2 separate regions of the Homo sapiens genome follow, and region 1 is linked to region 2. The links are chromatin loops, found by intact Hi-C in ENCODE. Cell type or tissue: HepG2. All regions are shown on one strand. Each heading gives the region's core, and the rest is flanking DNA. Links, peaks and the distances in the headings are about the cores only.

Region 1 (8,693 bases), core at 203-8,202, 470 kb before region 2:
CCTAAGGAACCTTCTGAAACACTTACCTCACACATGATCTCTCCCAACTTGAGGACAGAGTACACTTTCTTTGAAGGTAACTGACCCTCTTTCGAATGCTCCTTCCATTAAGCTATCATAAAGAATATAAACTTTCTATTAAAAAAAAAACAAAGAGAAAGTGTGTGTGGTGGCTCACTCCTGTACTCCCAGCACTTTGGGATGCCAAGGCAGGCGGATTACTTGAGGCCAGAAGTTCGAGACCAGCCTGGCCAACATGGTGAAACCTTGTCTCTACAACAAATACAAAAATTAGCCAGGCTTAGTGGCATGCACCTGTAGTCCTAGCTACTCAGGAGGCTGAGGCAGGAGATTCTCTTGAACCTGGGAGGTGGAGGTTGCAGTGAGCTGAGATCTGCATTCCAGCCTTGGTTACAGAGAGAGACTCTGTCTCAAAAAACAAACAAACAAAAAGAGAAACATGAATTTAAACATCCCTTATACACTAGACTATAACTTCACCTGACTTTAACTTTTAAATGAAAAGTTATTATGTTTAGTATAGTCAATTCTTTGCCTTGAAGATTGACTGGTAAATTTTTTTTTTACACTTACTTTGCTAATTCTCCATCTCTTTCTTTATTGGGTTAAGGATATGTTGCAAGGAGAGTTCTAGGAGTTGAAAGTAAAATACTGTTAATTCAAAAATGAATAAATATGCTCCTAGCAATGGATTTTTATTAGTGTTCAATTAGTAGAGTGTGATCAAGGATCTGGGATAAAAGACCTCACCCTTGATGGGGCCCCCTGGAGCACCTCAATCCTTAGCTCTTCTGGTAACCACCAGGGAGAGTTGAGCATTATTTGTCAGATCCTTTCAGCTAAGTTTCAGACTGAAGGCAATGAACAAAGGTGCTCAACATGATTCGTTGCTAGAGAAACACAAATTAAAACCGTAGTGCGATACCATTATACACCAAAACTAAAACTTACTTGAAAAACGTTAAAAACTTAGGCTGAGCATGGTAGCTCATATCTGTAATCCCAGCATTTTGGGAGGCTGAGGTGGGAGGATCGTTTGAGGATAGGAGTTTGACACTAACCTGGGCAAGATAGTGAGACCCCATTTCTAAAAAATTAAAAAATTAGCCAGGCATTGTGGTGCACGCCTGTAATCCCAGCTACTCTGGAGACTGAGATGGTAGGGTCACTTGAGCCCAGGGAGGTTGAGGCTATAGTGAGCCATGTTCGTGCCACAGCACTCCAGCCTGGATGACAGAATGAGATCGTGTCTCAATTAAAAAACAAAAACAAAAAGACTGATTTATTCAAGTGCCAAAGAAGATATAGAACAACTTGAAATGCTCATACACTACTGATGGGCATGTAAATTGGTACAACCACTCTGGAAAACTGTTTGGTAACCTCTGCTAAAGTTAAAGCTACTCTGTGATCCAGCAATTCCATTCCTACGTACAGACCTAAGAGAAATGAGTTCATATTTCTTCCAAAAGAAAGGTACAAGAGTGTTTTGCAATTTTATTCATAATAACCCCAAGTTGGAACCAACACAAATGTCCACTCATAAAAGAATGAATAAACAGATTGCAGTATACTCATATAATGAAATACTACATAGAAGTAAAAAGAACAAGCACCTGAAACCACTGATACCACAACATTTTTTGAGTGAAAAAAAGCTAGACATAAGAGTATATATTTTATGTTGTTATTTACATAAAGTTAAAGAGCACGAAAATCAGGCAATGTTGCTGCAGAACAGTGGTTACCTTGGGTAGGAAGTTAGTGACTCAGAGGCAGGAGGAGGGAAATGTTCTATATTTAAATCTGTGTATATGTATCTTAGGTGCACACATTTGCAAAAACCAAGCTGCTAATGTAAGATTAGTGCACTTCAAAACCACAAAGTGATATCATTTCACACCCACTAGCGTGGCTAAAACAAAAGAGACAAGACAATAATAAGAGCTGATGAGAATGTAGAGAAATTGGAGCCCTCGTATATGGCTGTGGGACTGAAAAGCAGTGTTTCAGAAAACATTTTGGTACCTCCTTAAAAGTTAAGCATTAAGATGCCATATAGTTGGCAATTCCATTCCTAGGTATATACCCAAGAAAATTGAAAACATGACCACACGAAAATCTGTACATGAATGTTCATAGAAGCTTTATTCATAATAGCCAAAAAGTGGTAGCAACCCAAGTGTTCATCAACTGACAAATGAATACACAAAATGTGCTGTGTCCATAGAGTGGAATATTATTTGACAATGAACCTTGAACATGTTACGCTAAGTGAAAGAAGCCAGTCACAAAAGGCCATATGGTAAATGATTCCATTTGTATGAGATGCTCAGAATAGTGACAGAAAGTAGATTAATGGTTGCCAGGGGCTGGAGAGGGTGAAATGGAGAGTGAGGGTTTTTTTTTTTTTTTTTTTTTGGTGGGGGGCGAGGAAAATGTTCTTAAATTAAGTAGTGATGAGATTTCTCTGTGAATATAGTATTATAAAAACCTGTGAATTGTATACTTTTAAAGGGTGAATTTTATGGTATGTGAATACTTCAATAAAGCTGTTATTAAAAGAAGATTATTAGACCTTACTGTATGTATTTACACCTCATTAAGAAGACAGAGAATGAACGGTAAATTGTCAGAATTTAGAATCCGAAAAATTTCAGAATTCTTCAATGGAAAATGACAAAACAGGGAAAGGGCATGGGTTGGGAATAAAGAGAGTAGATATCAGTTTGAACAGCTTCTCAAAGTGCCAGGTACTTTATGTCCATTATTTCATTTAATTGTCAAAGGACTCCTATAACACATATATTCCCAGTGGGCTCCTTCCGCAATTCTCAAAGGCCGCCAAAGCCAGGACTTGGGGTCTGAAGGTGTCTCTGCTTCATTGTCTTGTGCTGCCCCTCAGATGCACTCCCAGTGGGGTTAGGGTTGGCCTTGGGTTGACCTTGTCCGGCATACTCACTTGGTGGAAGAGGATCCTGAGACCCAGACACATGATGTGACTTATGTAACATCCCACAGCCACCCCGTGGCAGAACTGGATTAAACCCTGATGCCCCAGTGTAGGATTCTTTGGTTAATAGCTGATAAGGTAAAAAGCACTATACCAAGCACCTTATTACATAGATCTGCTTGGTCACAAAGCAGTCTGGAAGGGTTCAGTGCAGTGAGGATGTGTCCACCTGGGGCACAGAAACCCTTTTGGGTTTCTCAGAGCAGTTCTTGTGCCAGCCACCAGGGCACTTGCAGCTGCCTTGTATGTGGCAGCTGAGTTGTGCATCACCACGTGTGTGGATAGGTTAACTGGTAGGCACACACTATGGAATACCCATGGATCTTAGAAGCAGGGAATGATATGCACATACTGTCACATGGTGATACCTTAGAACTGGAAAAAAGAGCAGGAAACCAAATGCTATTTACAGCATACCATTTATGAATTAAAAATACAATCCTCCTACAGAATAATACCATGTATCTCACAAGAATATATCATTATCAAAGGATCCCTTGAAACACATGAGTATAGCAACTACTGGAGCGAGGGGAATGCAGTGAGTGTGATGCTGCCATGAATCAAATAGGATGATTAACTCAATTCTTTACCCCTGAGGCCCAGAAAAAAATGAATAAAAAAATAGCAGCATCAGATATTTTATGGAGACAGGAATCTGGTTTTTTTCTTTTCTTTTTTTTTTTTTGAGACGGAGTCTCGCTCTGTGGCCCAGGCTGGAGTGCAGTGACGCAATCTCGGCTCACTGCAACCTCTACCTCCCAGGTTCAAGTAATTCTCCTGTCTCAGCCTCCCGGGTAGCTGAGACTACGGGTGCCCACCATCACGCCCAGCTAATTTTTGTATTTTTAGTAGAGACAGGGTTTCACCATATTGGTCAGGCTGGTCTCCTGGCCTCAGGTGATCCACCCGCCTCGGCCTCCCAAAGTGCTGGGATTACAGGCGTGACCCACCAGGCCCGGCCCTGTTTTCTTTATTTTACTGACAGAGGCCTGTGTGCACCTGAAAGTGTCTAAATCAAAATCTATATATACAACTTGTTTGGAAGTAAGCAGAGAGAACTGCAAAGACAGGAAGGTCTCCAGCTGTGCACTGCCCAAGCATCTCCTGTCAATGCAGCTAGCTTTCCAAGAATGGCCTGTGGTTCTTCTTTACTACTTGCTACTCTGTCCTTGACATTCATAATACACGGGTCTTGGACCTCAGGCCTCCAGAACTGTGAGAAAATATGTTTCTGAGGTAGATAATAAGTTTCTGAAACAGATACATTGTTTAAGCCACCCCATCTGTGGGATTTTGTTACGGTAGCCCTAGTACACAAATACAGCAGGTATTGGCAGAGCTGGGATTTAGGCTCACAGGTGCAACAATCAGCCTTCAGTCCTGGGTTCCCTGTTTAGTGATGTTATCTTCTAGCAAGTGAAGCTGTGGTCACTTTCCTGTTAGACACTCTCATCTTTGGGGGTTGAAAGAGCCGAGTAAGGGCCGGGCATGCGGGGGGTGACACCTTTAATTCCAGCACTTTGGGAGATCAAGGCAGGAGGATCTCTTGAGGCCAGGAGTTCAAGACCAGCCTGGGAAAAATAGCAAGGTCCCTGTCTCTATTTTATTAAAAAATAAAAACAAAAAAGAGCTGAGCAAGGTGGATCTATGGAAAGAATAAGAGGGATACCATGAACTCGCTCAATCCCATTGCTTTACTCTGGGCAGCAGCTGGGGAAGCCATGAGATGTCAGCCAATTGACAGAGTACCCGGCATTTATCAGGCCCCAGGTGAGGGGAGCTAGCATGCCTTGGGATATACATTCAGCTGGAAGCGCCTCTCAACTGCCAATAATTCCTTTACAAGTGCCATAGGCCTGAGTAAATATGTACTGCTCCCTGCGGGCTCTCCTAGGGACTGCTCCTTAAACAAGGCCCATTGTGGTGTTTGAAAGCACAGTTCCTTCTGATATTAGACCAGAGATGATTGTTCCCATATCAAAGAACTCATGAAGGTCAACAAAGCTCAGGAATGGAGGAGTTGAACCTGGGTTCATCTGTGGTGCTGGGGGAGCCTTGCCCATACTGTTCATGCTAGGAAAATGTCCCAGGCAGAGACTGGAGGACAAGGGCTACTTCCTATACTCTTGAATTTTAGCAGTGTTGAGGCAAAGAAGTCCTCTTGTTCTTTGTTTTTGTGGGTTTTTTTTTGGGGGGGTTGTTTGTTTTTGTTTTTGGTTTTTGGTTTTTGTTTTTTTTTTTAGATGGAGGCTCACTCTGTCGCAAGGCTGGAGTGCAGTGGCGTGATCTCAGCTCACTGCAACCTCTGCCTCCCGGGTTCAAGAGATTCTCCCGCCTCAGCCTCCCGAGTAGCTAGGATTACAGGCATGCACCACCATGCCTGGCTAATTTTTGTATTTTTAGTAAAGACAAGGTTTCACCATGTTGGCCAGGCTGGTCTTGAACTCCTCACCTCAAGTGATCCACTCACCTTGGCCTCCCAAAGTGTTGGGATTACAGGCATGAGCCACTGTGCCCGGTCTTTTCTTGTTCTTTCTGTGATTCGTGTTGTCCGCGTTCCTGCTTGTCAGCTCTCACCAGTCTTCTAGGAACAGAGGGGTTTTGCAGGGAGAGGGGAATAGACATTGTGTGTCTCTGTTTTTATATTTGTTGGGAGACCTTGTAGCAGGGATTGTGTGTGCATGTGTGTGACGATGGTGAGGTAGTGGAGGTAAGAATAGGCATAAAGGAAGGGAGAAGGGACAGCCCAGATTCTCTTGGCTCTCCTGAAGGGTTTGAGAACCTATTGAAACTTGGGCTTTTTCTCAGCCAGCACTTACCATTTAAAGGCCTGGTTTGAGGGGGCCTTTCTGTTACTAACAGGCCATACCCTTCCGGCACTATTACCCTGTTGGTCCAGCAAAAACCCTTGTTGAAAACAGTGTCTCAGCTTATCTTGGTTTAAGGTATTTGCCTCCTTCCCCTACCCACATTCATGGGACTGTGACTGGAATCCAGTGAAACAGGCATGAGTTCAAAGTCTTTGTCTACCGCTTACATTGCATGAGACCTTGGTGATCACTTAATTCTTGAGTCTCAGTTTACCCAACCATAAATTGGGAGAATAGTTTTGATTCCATAAGACTGCTAAGAGGAATGAATAAAATAGAAAATGCTTTTGGCATATGGTGGATATTCAAAAATATTAGTTTTCTTCCTCCCACCCAAATATTAGCTAGGCAGTTTATGTCATTCATTCAACAAATGCTTATTGGGTGTCAACTAAATGCTGGCAGAGGGTGCCCCCTGCAGTTGTGCAACATGGTTGCCCAGATGTCCCCGCCCTTAGGAAGCGTACAGTATAGTGGCTAAAAAGCAAAGTGGAATCAAGTGTTAGGGAAGTGGTGGCATCATATTTTCTTAGCCTTGTTCTCTGATGTCTCCTCATTTGGCAGTGAGGCTAGATAGGAACCTCAGGCTCAAGGGGAATTCTCTGAACTGAACTTTGAGAACAAGACAATAGTGACTCACAACAGGTTAGTTTCCATCAGCAGCAAAGGAAGGGCTGGGGAAGAGCTCAGGGAATCAAACAGCTGTCACAACAACCCTCGTCATCTTCTATTTATGTGGGACTCTTCCCCCCTTGCAAGCTAAGTGCTAAGTGGACATTACTCAGTGAATTCTCTCACCCTCCTCGTGGGGCAGGGAGGAGGCGAAGATTCTTAGAGATGAGGAAACAGGCAAGGCAAAAAGATAACTGCCTTGCCTGAAGTCACACAGCTAGCACAAGTAGTGGACTGAGAATTGGGTTGACCAACTTGGAGCCCACTGGCTCATACTCTGATCATGGGACAAGGAGGTCAGGATGCTGTGTGTGGCTGTGGGAAGCAGGGTTAGGAAAGCTTTACAGCTTGTTCTGATGCTTGACAAATACAAGTTCCTTTATAAGTTATTATTATTTTTAAAATATATTTTTGAGGTAAGGTCTTGCTCTGTTGCCCGGCTGAAAGTGCAGTGATGAAATCATAGCTCACTGCAGACTCAAACTCCTGGGCTCAAGTGATCCTCCCTCCTCAGCTCCCTGGGTAGCTAGGATTACAGGTGTGCACCACCACACCCGGATAATTTTTTTATTTTTCTAGAGGTAGGGTCTCACTATGTTGCCCAGGCTGGTCTTGAACTCCTGGCCTCAAGTGATCCTCCTGCCTTGACCTCCCAAGGGACAGGGATTACAGGTGTGAGCCACTGCACCGGGCTCCAAATATGAGTTTTAACTCTACACTCCGTTCTGCTTTGGTGGCCCAATGCATTACATTTAGGGACATTCCAGTGTTGGTCCCCTCCCTGTTCTCTGATGCTGTCCATAGGATGTTAATGTGATAGAACCTTAGACGTAATCCAACCCAACCCCCGATGTTACAAATGAGGAAACTGAGGCCCAGAGAGATGAAATGACTGACTCAAGGTCACACAGATCTAGGTCTAGAACTCAATTCCCTCAGCCATCTCTCAAGATTCTTTCTCTTCCACTGGAAGTTTCCCAGTAATGGCCCTGCTTTCCAGCCCTGACTCTCTCAGTTCTTATCTGTGGCAGCTCCTGACATCCTAGGTCAGAGATCCAAGCCTCCAGTTCTCCTGTCAGTGCCCCTTGTTGGTGGCCAGCTTTCTGGACCACCTCTTTGGGATTTTTCTGGGAGCACCATCTTCCTCCAGGGCTGTCCTGAACCGTAGACACAGCGTGGGTGCTTGGAATTGGCAGGATTCTTGAGATTGAAGGACGGGAGCCGCAGCTCCTCCCATCCTTGCACTTATCTGCAACATCAGCGTTCTGAATCGCCTCTCCGGCTGGAGTGCTGAAAGCATTTAGCAAATGGGGGAATATTTTCTAATGACAGTGACTTCTCCACTGTAGATAACATCTGTGTCAGCAAACTCTTTTACCTACCAAGCTTGCCATTTTCTTTGACCACACTGTTGTACTGCTTCAGAGGTCTCTACTGGTTTAGTCAAGTGATGTCTTGGATGAGCCTCTGCCTCTGGCCTCTGTCCATTGACCATCCTACCTTCGTATCCCCCATCTCGAGCCTTGTGGACCGGCTAGCCAGCTTTTGCTCTGCTTCTCCCGACACAATTCCCACACTTGAAGCCCTCTGGTGTGAATATATGAGAGATGGCCTTAGGTGGGAATTGTCTCATTTTATGGTTTTTAAAAATGTTGAGTTTGTGCTTTTCAACCTTGTTTGTCTCTTTTGGTCCTGGGAGCAGGGAGTCTTAAACTTTGTAGATCTCGCTGGCCTGTTTACTCAGCACGTTCACACCAGCCTCAGACATGGCTGCTGACCCTTTCTTCCCCATTTCTTCGGGAGTATACATAGCCTGATCACCACCATTGCTTAGGAGCTTGCTGTGTAGACAGCACAACTCTGGCACACAGAATGACAGGAAAGGAGAGAGGAAGGACCGTAAGGCAGCACAGTGAGAGGTTGCCAATTCTGTGGCTGAAATGGGTCCTCTACGGTCAGAGGGGGCTGCTGGCTGTCTCAGCTCCAGGATCCCAGAAGCACCAAAGAAGGGCTACCCATAGAGGGAAGGTGGAGCTGGCTGGCTGGTGTGAATGAGCTGGTGTCCGGGGTCGGGGCGCAGGCAGGTGAGCAGATCAGCACACCCTTCTCGGCCA
Region 2 (8,693 bases), core at 222-8,221:
CATAACTGTATTAGCATGTCATCTTTAAACAACACTATTCTGTCTCACCATCAAACAAATGGTATTTCATACTTTGACAAGGGCTGAGATGGAAAAGCACAGCACTGAAAGTTGGAAAAAGTTCAGTAGAGAAATGAGCAAAGATGTTGGACCCAGCCGAGCAAAGATAATGGACCCAGCAGACATGGAGGCAACTGAAATTAATCTGCACACCTAGAGGAACAGATGTGACACCTGCAGGATGCTTCAGACTAAAGCTCATCATGGGAAAGTCTCTTTTCTTAAAATTATTTCCTTTATTTTGTTTTCCCCAACATTAGAGTCAAAAGGACAACTCCTCCACATTCCTTCAAAAGCTTTAACAGGTTTCAAGTTGTTTACCAGCATTTAAAATAGAAAAAGGACTGGGACCTCTTTCCTTGTATAGCTACACTCTCCTCTAAAAAAAACACACGCTTGGCTCTTTTCACCTCCTGCTTTTAAGAAGGAATTTTAATGGGCCGGGGCTCATCGAGGTGCATAAACTCAGGAGGGAGGAGCACAATGGTAAATTATACCTTGCAAAGAGTCAGAGCCCACTTACTGCTGCCAGTGATGTTAAGTCCATAAGCAAAATCTTTTTTTTTTTTAATTCCTCCTTGAAAGGTGCAACAGAAGAAGATGAATCACTTCTTTTTTTCCCCTGGATCTGTCATACAAGAATCAAGGACTTGTCAATGACTCCAAACAGCAGGGCCTTGACAACTAGTCAAAGACAAAGTTGTTTTGTCCAGCATCTCTCCTTTCTCTGGAAGCATTTTCCTCCCAATTAATATAAGTTATGAGGCTGCACTGAAGAGCTCAATAAACTGACACTGAAGGACATAAGTTGCTTTTTTACACTGAAAACCATGGTAAACTGATATATACAGCTTGTGTCCATGAAGGTGGAGGTGCCAGAACTTCTGGTAACCTCTGGCTGCATCACTGCTGCTGCACTGGGGCAGTCTTGCATTTTCTGATATTCTCTCCCTTCCTGGGAATGTTCCATAACCCTCAGCTCTACTCTCCTTTTTTCTTCTGTTAGACCCCAGACCCTCAGGTATCTGGTTTAAGCAGTCATTGAGATGTAGGTATGAGGCCCTCAGTGAATTAATGCCGGTTGTCCTGGGGCTGTGAGCAGGCCAGGGCAACACCCATAGGCCTGTTCCCAGGGGATTTAGGGGAAGATTTTACCTATTTTGGATATGCTTCTTTTTCTCCTTAAAACAATAATAGCACTACCATTGTGTTGTTCATTTTGGAAACACAAATCCAAAGAATTCTATAATATTTGAAAACATCTACTTAAAGGAATTGATGAAATTGTGATTGTTTCCCTTAAAAGTAAACTGTATAGCTTGATATCTCAGGCATTATAGTAAGAAAATTAAGCTTCTTGACTCAGAAACAAATATAGAAACAAGCCATGACTCATTTTTACCATCATTCTATTCCAGAAACTTAAAAGCATAGCCTGCATAGTGAAGATCCACATAAAAATGCAGGCACATTTGCTGCAGTGCTAAGAGCAGAAGATATCAATTAATTAGAGAAGTGTAAAAATAAAGACAGGACGAATGAGGGGGACTGGTAGGGAGACAGGAAGAAGGAGTGACAAACAACAGCAAAAATATCTTAAATAAATAATTCAGAATGGATGCTAAATACAAAAGTGGGAGCCAAGCCAGACTAAAGTTCAGATGCATCTAGGGTTACTTTGTGCAACACATTTATTCACTAAAGCGCCAAAGCAGCTATTAGAGGAAACAATAAAGAGGCCCTCTCCCCTGGAAATTTGAGTCCTGCTTTGGAATTTTTATGACATTTCTTCCTTAACAAACAAGAAGGTCTCACCACCTTCCCCTGGCTTCAAAGCCTCACTATGGCGGTGGCCTGAGATTAATATCCTTGGTCTGATTTATATATGTTGTTTGAGGTATTTTCAAAAGTCATGTAGTTTATGAAAGAATTGCAGCTCTAGCAGGCAAACAAATAAACAAGACCCCCATATCTCTAACCTACAGGATTGCCCTGATTACCATGACTCACTTGGTCATTTCAACAATGCCCTTTCATGTCACCAGGGCTGTGTGTGCAAAATTAGGACACTACCTGGACCTCCAGCTAAACACTAAAAAATACTCTAGGATTCCCAGTCGGAAAGTGGTGAGGGTGTGATGTAAGTATGTGTGTAAAACTATAGTCCAGTTGGTTTTTGTTTTATATAACAAGTGGGTTCCTGAAAAGTCAAGATTTAAGTACTTTTTTTTGTAGATTAAAACATTTACAATTCACATCAGAAGCTCACTATTTAATGAAATCCGATTGTGGTTCCAGTTACAAAGAACGCTTTTGTAATTAAAATACAACCTTTTTGTTTGATCGATTTTATACATTCAGACTTGGTTTTACAGGAGTTTCTTAATGTAGGGTATACTTAGAGTATTATTACTAGTTGGTAAGTATTGTTTTGTTTTAATGCTATTCTTTTCTTTTTCAGCAAAAATCCAAAGAAGTATTTCCGCAGCCCAAGTTCATACTCTTCACAACATGAAAGACAGAACTTGCTCTGCTTTATTTAGCTTAGTGTGTCCTGTGGCATGTGAGGCATCCAGGGTAGCAGACACCAGCAAATTGCTAGGAAGAAACTGAGAGGCAATGACCCACCGACTGCACGGCAGTATTTCCAAACCGGTGACAGAGCTGAACCAGGATCAGACTGCTCTTTAAAAACACCTGTTCTGTAAACCTGAGTTAGTGAGGGCAGCATCTTCCAACTGACTCAGCCCAGCCACTGCTGCCCCTCTGCCAGAGGGCCTGGTGCCATTCGGGCAAGGACTCAGGTGCCTTACCCCCAGACCCTTCATGACCCACTGCCACACAAAGGCGAGGGTGCCAGCACCAATGGGCACATCCATCCCAATCTGCCATTTCAAAGCAGCTGCCTGCAGGCTGTGTCCGCCCTCTGCTAGCAGAGTGCAATGGGGCAGAGAAATTAAAATCCAGGGGAGCTGGGGAAAAAAGAAAGATGGAAATCTTAAAGACAGTATCTTGGAAGCATACGTTTTAGAATCACTGCAGCCAGTTCCCTGTCAAGAAAATATTGGCCTTGTTGGTTGGTCCAATCTCATGTAGCCACAGATGGTTTTATGCCTCACTATTCAGATACCCACTCCCCAGAGTAGTGAGAAACAAAGGATGTGGTGCTTTGTGGTGTAGTTATTCTGCCACCTAGTGTTACATGTAAAAACAAACAAATAAATTAAAAAAAAAAGGCTATGTTAGAAGAGTAAAAGTAGAATCATGAACTTCACTAAACTGCATTTTTTTTTTCTTTCCAAACATGAAGATCCTTCACATACAGTGGCAGCCTGGGGAGGCATTGCCAACAATTACAACAGCCCTTCTCATTTGAATTGAATGGAAGGCCAAAGAGCATGAGGTCTGAAGTTTAGGATGTGAAGGAGAAAAGAACATAACCTCAAAAACCCAATTTTAATGATATTTAAAAGGCCTATTCCCTCCAGGTAAGGTAAATACCATGAATACAATAATACAAACTGGAACTGGACAAGGAAAGTACAGTTTCTGTCCTGAAGAAGAGAGGAAAGAGTAAACAGAAAAAATGTGGATTGCTTTTTAAAGTATTATTACTTCTGCAACTAACGCATTATGAAGTAATAAAATGAGCTATGGGCTTGGGGTGAAGGTCTGAGTGTGAGTCCCAATTCAGTAGCTTCCTCGCTGTGCTGGTGAGTTGTGCAATATCTCTGAGCTTCGATTTGGTGTTCTGGAAAACAGCTGTACACTTACACACACATTCTTCCTCCTTTTACAACACTGTCCTGAGGATCAATTAGAAATGTACATGAAGGCATTTTGTAACTATAAAGCGCTTTGCAGCACCCTGAAGACCATTTCCCTCACTATATTGTTCTCTTTTTGCAGTTATGTCTGCCATTTATATGTATATGGCTTTCTGTATTTAACTTGTCCTGGAGTGCTAGTGATCATTCTTAAATAAGTGCTTTCAGGATTAAAAGAAGTATTAAATAGGAAAATGTGCAAGTATGTCATGCAACATATAAAAAATCCCCCAAATAGACTAATAAAGAATTAGCATTACAGTTTAAAATTAGATTATTCCAAGTGTTTCTCCTTAAAATTATGTTCCGTTGAGAATGATAAGCCATCTTGGTTAGTTGTTTCTACTAAAATTAGTATATTCATGAAAGTTCTTAAAATTACAGGGAATCTGAACTGAACTTTCCTTCTTGTGGGCAGAGCCTTCCATTGTGATAAACCAGGCATCAGGAAATAGTTTTTCATTTCCGTTCCTGCACTAACTAGCTATGTAACTTTAAGCAATTTCAGTTTCCAAATGGGCAAAAAGTAAGAGGTAAACAAAATAACCATGCCTTCCAGTTCTATGATGACAAGTTGTTGTTCTGCTTTTGATAGCAAAATTTAAAGACAATTCAAAATCCGTGATAGACTAGCTATAATGTAATTTTCAGAAATGTCCTACAAGTTACATACATTTTTTTTTTCAAGCTGAAGTTTTATTTAAAATGTAAAAGAAATGTTCCCCCAAAATGCTGGTGAATAAAGCAAAAGGATACCATACAGTGCTCTCTTCCTACGAGTTAGCCAGCCTATCCAAGCACAGGGCAATATACAGTACTTAATGCTGGTAGAATTTCACAGTAGTTTAGTGTTAAAGATTATCTGTGCCTAGATTATGAAGAGATTCTCAGTGTGTGATGTTTAGTTCAGGGTTTACTTCTTACTGGGCATGAACAAGAGCCCCTGCTCTTCAGTCACAGGATAGAAAAGACAGCATTAAGTGAGATGGCCACTGTAGCATGGGTGTGTTTGTGTCCTTTATCAGAACTTAGAGCTGCTCAGAAACCACTGCGGGCTAAAACAAACAGGCTACAAGAAAGTGCGTACCCAGCCACCTACCTGGCCTTTCAAAATTGCAAAGAAAGACTTTACTTCCACTTAGCTCTGAAAACACCCTTTGCTCTTTTTAGTAATATTTTTAACAATGCCAAGAAAAGAACTCTATTTATCCAGATTTCCTCTCTCCTTAGAAATGTCAACATTACTCAGGAGTATAGCAAAAAACAGCCTGGAGTTTTCATGATGTGAACGTGAGACCAAAGTCACACTGAGGAGAGATTAAACTTGGAACATGATTGCCAGTAAAGAAGATAACTCCTGCCTAGAAAAAGCCCAGCTGGTGACTTCCGTTACAGAATTCACAACCACACTGGGTTCACAAGCCCTTCTTCCCACATGGAAGCCCCCTTTTCTTAAATGTCCCAGATTCTCTCTCCTTTAGATTGATGCCAGTGCCTCTTCTCATAAAAGTGCTCAGCTTTGCTCCATCTCCCTGGTTTGTACAAACCCTGGCATATTTTGGCCTGGAAGATTTAGCCCTTTTCTTTCCCCTGTCTACTGGAACTTCTATCCTTTTTTGTCAAAAAGATTTTTTTTTTTCAAGGCTTTCCAATAATCTGCTGGAGGCCACAGAGACAGATCTAATCATGGTTCTCATCAATCTTTCTCCCATGGCCAAACAGAGCCAGGAGGCTTCATGGAATGGTGCTGAATTCTTTTTTCTCCCTCAAGACGTACTTCTGTCCAGGGAGTTAGGGCCCACTGTGTGTTCCTGGGAGCTAACATTTCCTGGGGAGTGTTTAGGGATTTCACATTTACCCTAAACAAAATAACATATAAAACTTTAAGTCTAAATTCCACAGAGCTTTTTAAAAGGAGGGGCCTTGTCTCTCCTTGGCTTACAGCAGCCCTGAAGGCTTGTTGTATCTCATTCATTTTGGCCATTTTCCAGAGCAGCTGACAAACTGAAAATAAGCACACTGCTGTCTCCCCTCCTTCACTCCCCGCACTACCTTCCCCGGCTCCTGACAACCACCACTCCTCACACCCACAGATCCATGAGGGTCAGGCCCATTCTCAGAATAATGTGGAGGTGAACCCTACCTCCACCTCATTGCTCCGACTTTAATACCAATCTTGAACAGTCTTGGTTTGGGATTTCAAATGTAAGTCATTCTTGGCCTAAATCAGATTGTGGGATTAGAGCCCTATTCAACTTGTGAGAGCAGGAATTCGCCTTTTAGGGATATGCGTCTAAAGTCATAAATCGCCTTGGAGATATGCCCACCTCCACTTTTAAACTGCCTCTGAGTCTCTGTCCTTTTAGATAAGCAACAGGAAAAGAGATATAAGGTAACTTATGTTGCATAATTTGAACCAAATATTTGAGGCAGGCCTCTCTGTTCTTGGGAAGCTCTGGTGGAAAGCTGACTTGAAAAGAGGATGTAACAAAGCATCACACACTAGCAGATCATACCAATATCATACAAATCTAAGTGATGGGTTTCCAGTAGGAACCCAGGGCCCCGACATAAGGCACCACTTCCATGTGTTACTAATACATCACAAATCTGATCAACCATAGTTGCAAGTCTATTTGACTCAGAATTTAGCAGCAGCTGCAGTTCCCCAAATTAGTGAGGGGGAAATAGGCATTCAGCTTATAAAGTTTTCCAATAAGAGCCACTATCTTTGAAGTACTAAATTTATACCCACCCCAATTTGTTAGACCCCACCCTGGCTGGGCCTCCTCTAGATCACAATATAAACTCCTAGGACGAGGACAGGGTAGGTCTGGAGGAGATGGAGGAGACAATGAGGACATAGATTATGGTTTTGCCTAGATGTTTTCACCTTGGTATCAATAGACACATCTGAGCTAGTTAGTGTTACGGCATTCTTTAACCCTCCTTCCAAAAGAAACATCATGGGGCTTTTCTACCATGCCATTCATCTACCCAAATGTTAGGACATTGTTTTCTTTATAAAGTGTATGATTAATTGCCAAGACAACACCTGTGCCTTGCCATTTTTGTTATGGGAAAGTCTAGGAAATCCATGTACAAGACTACCCAGAGATTACCCACCCCGTGGCTTGGAATGCAGTGTGACCAAAGGCATTTCCAGAGAGCTCACAGGACACAATGGCCATGCATGGGTGGATTTGCTGGATGGATCAGACAAACCAACCACAACTTTTCCATCTTTTGTTTCGATTCCTTCCAGTAGATTGGCCTTGTTACCAATACTGATGCCAAGACTACCAATTGCTTGCAACAAAGAATTGTTGTTAACCCCTACCCACTGTTTCATTCACTCTAATTATTCTCTAACAATACAATGGCTTCAAAAAGCCTCCAACTGTCCAGCAGACACTATGGGCCAGAGGAATCACTGAACACAAGCAGCCTATCAATAGAAGACAATACTGAAGCAGCTTCTGTCTGGGTGTTTGCTCCATCTTCTCTGAAACAATGGGAAAGAGAGCTCAGGAGAATAAAAAGGAAGTCCTGCCCTACAGATCTTTTGTTTGTCTGCCAATGCTTTATCTGTTCCAAGTTCTTGGGCGTATTCTTTACCACTCCCAAATACAGGAAAAAGCCTCGATTTCCTAGGAAATGCAGCTTCTATGTTTTTGATGAATTCTTATTGTACCCAAATCAGACTTCAGTGAGGATTCCCGTTAAGATTTTTTTTTTCACTCCTAAGGTCAAATATATCTTATATAGTAGGTAGGCCATTGGACTAATTCACAGCAACAATAACAATACAAACAGATCTTTCTATAACATTTTAGATGACAGCATAGAGCCCACCAGCATATCAGTGGTTGTTTTTGTTTGTTTTTTTAACAGATAACACTGGTTGATAGAATCACTGAATAAAAAAGTAATACACTGGAAGCAGGTCATCACGAAAAGACATCAGTTTAACAAAATTGAAACTGATACCATAATCTTGGAGGTTTCCAAACAGAGGGAATATAAAGTCAACAGAAAATTAAATGAGAGGAAGCCTCTGTTCATTACAAATCAACATATAATTAGATTGGGATGCACCCATAATGATGAAATACCAGCAGAAATGAAAGGTCAGTTGTTTCCAGTAGGGCAACACTGCCAGAACCATGTTTAAAGGAAACAGATCAACACGGTAACCCAGAATCTCAAAGATATCCCAGGATAAAGGGGATTCATTATAGCCTATTTGAGTCATCAAGTAGTGTGAATTCATATGTAAAGGGAACATGGGGCCTGGAATGTGTACAGTGTGTCAATTACTACCAAGCAATTAAAGCAATAAAAACCAAGGCTCCAAACCATACCCACAGCAGAGCTATAAATAAGTGAACAAAGGGAAACTAAATTCCCTAAGGAAGGAAAAGCCTGGATCAAAAAAATCAGCAAGGTCTAGGTCTCGGAAAATATAAAATAACATCAACCATGACAATTTAATAGCGATGTTACTCAATAATTCTTAGAAGCTGGATGACTTAACCAAAAAGATAAACTATTAGAAATATTAACATGCAGAAAGTTGTTTCTGCCTAAAAGTGTGCATAATATAAAAAAGTTTACAATAGGGAAAAATATGAATAATGCTTTATTTTTTAACCTTCGCAAGTTTAAAAAATTTAATAATCTTGAAAATATTTCCCTAGCTAGAAAAAAAGAGAAATATCATTAATTATCATATGTGAATCAAAGCAATGAGCAATCTGAAGGCAACGGGTATCGATTTCCTTTAAAATTTCTGTTTTAAATAGT

The links. A loop is a pair of places that touch in the nucleus more often than their neighbours do. Peaks named below come from ENCODE experiments on the same cell type or tissue, not always from the same donor. Only the 100,000 strongest peaks of a DNase experiment are listed, where the experiment ranks them.
Region 1: a loop joins it to region 2, with 13 times the contacts of the local background. A loop is called at or near these places in 4 of 110 quality-filtered maps.

What each region holds. Positions count from the first base shown.
Region 1 is chr14:68,713,094-68,721,786 of GRCh38, reverse strand. No RefSeq gene overlaps it. Among named protein-coding and RNA genes, the nearest start is that of RAD51B-AS1, 32 kb to the right of the region's middle. In HepG2, for the core only: CTCF peaks have their summits at 3,258, 4,911 and 6,327 (motif pointing left); a DNase peak (open chromatin) is centred at 4,926.
Region 2 is chr14:68,243,137-68,251,829 of GRCh38, reverse strand. All of the region lies in intron 7 of RAD51B (RAD51 paralog B), which reads right to left. Among named protein-coding and RNA genes, the nearest start is that of RAD51B, 430 kb to the right of the region's middle. In HepG2, for the core only: a CTCF peak has its summit at 3,237 (motif pointing left); a DNase peak (open chromatin) is centred at 3,219.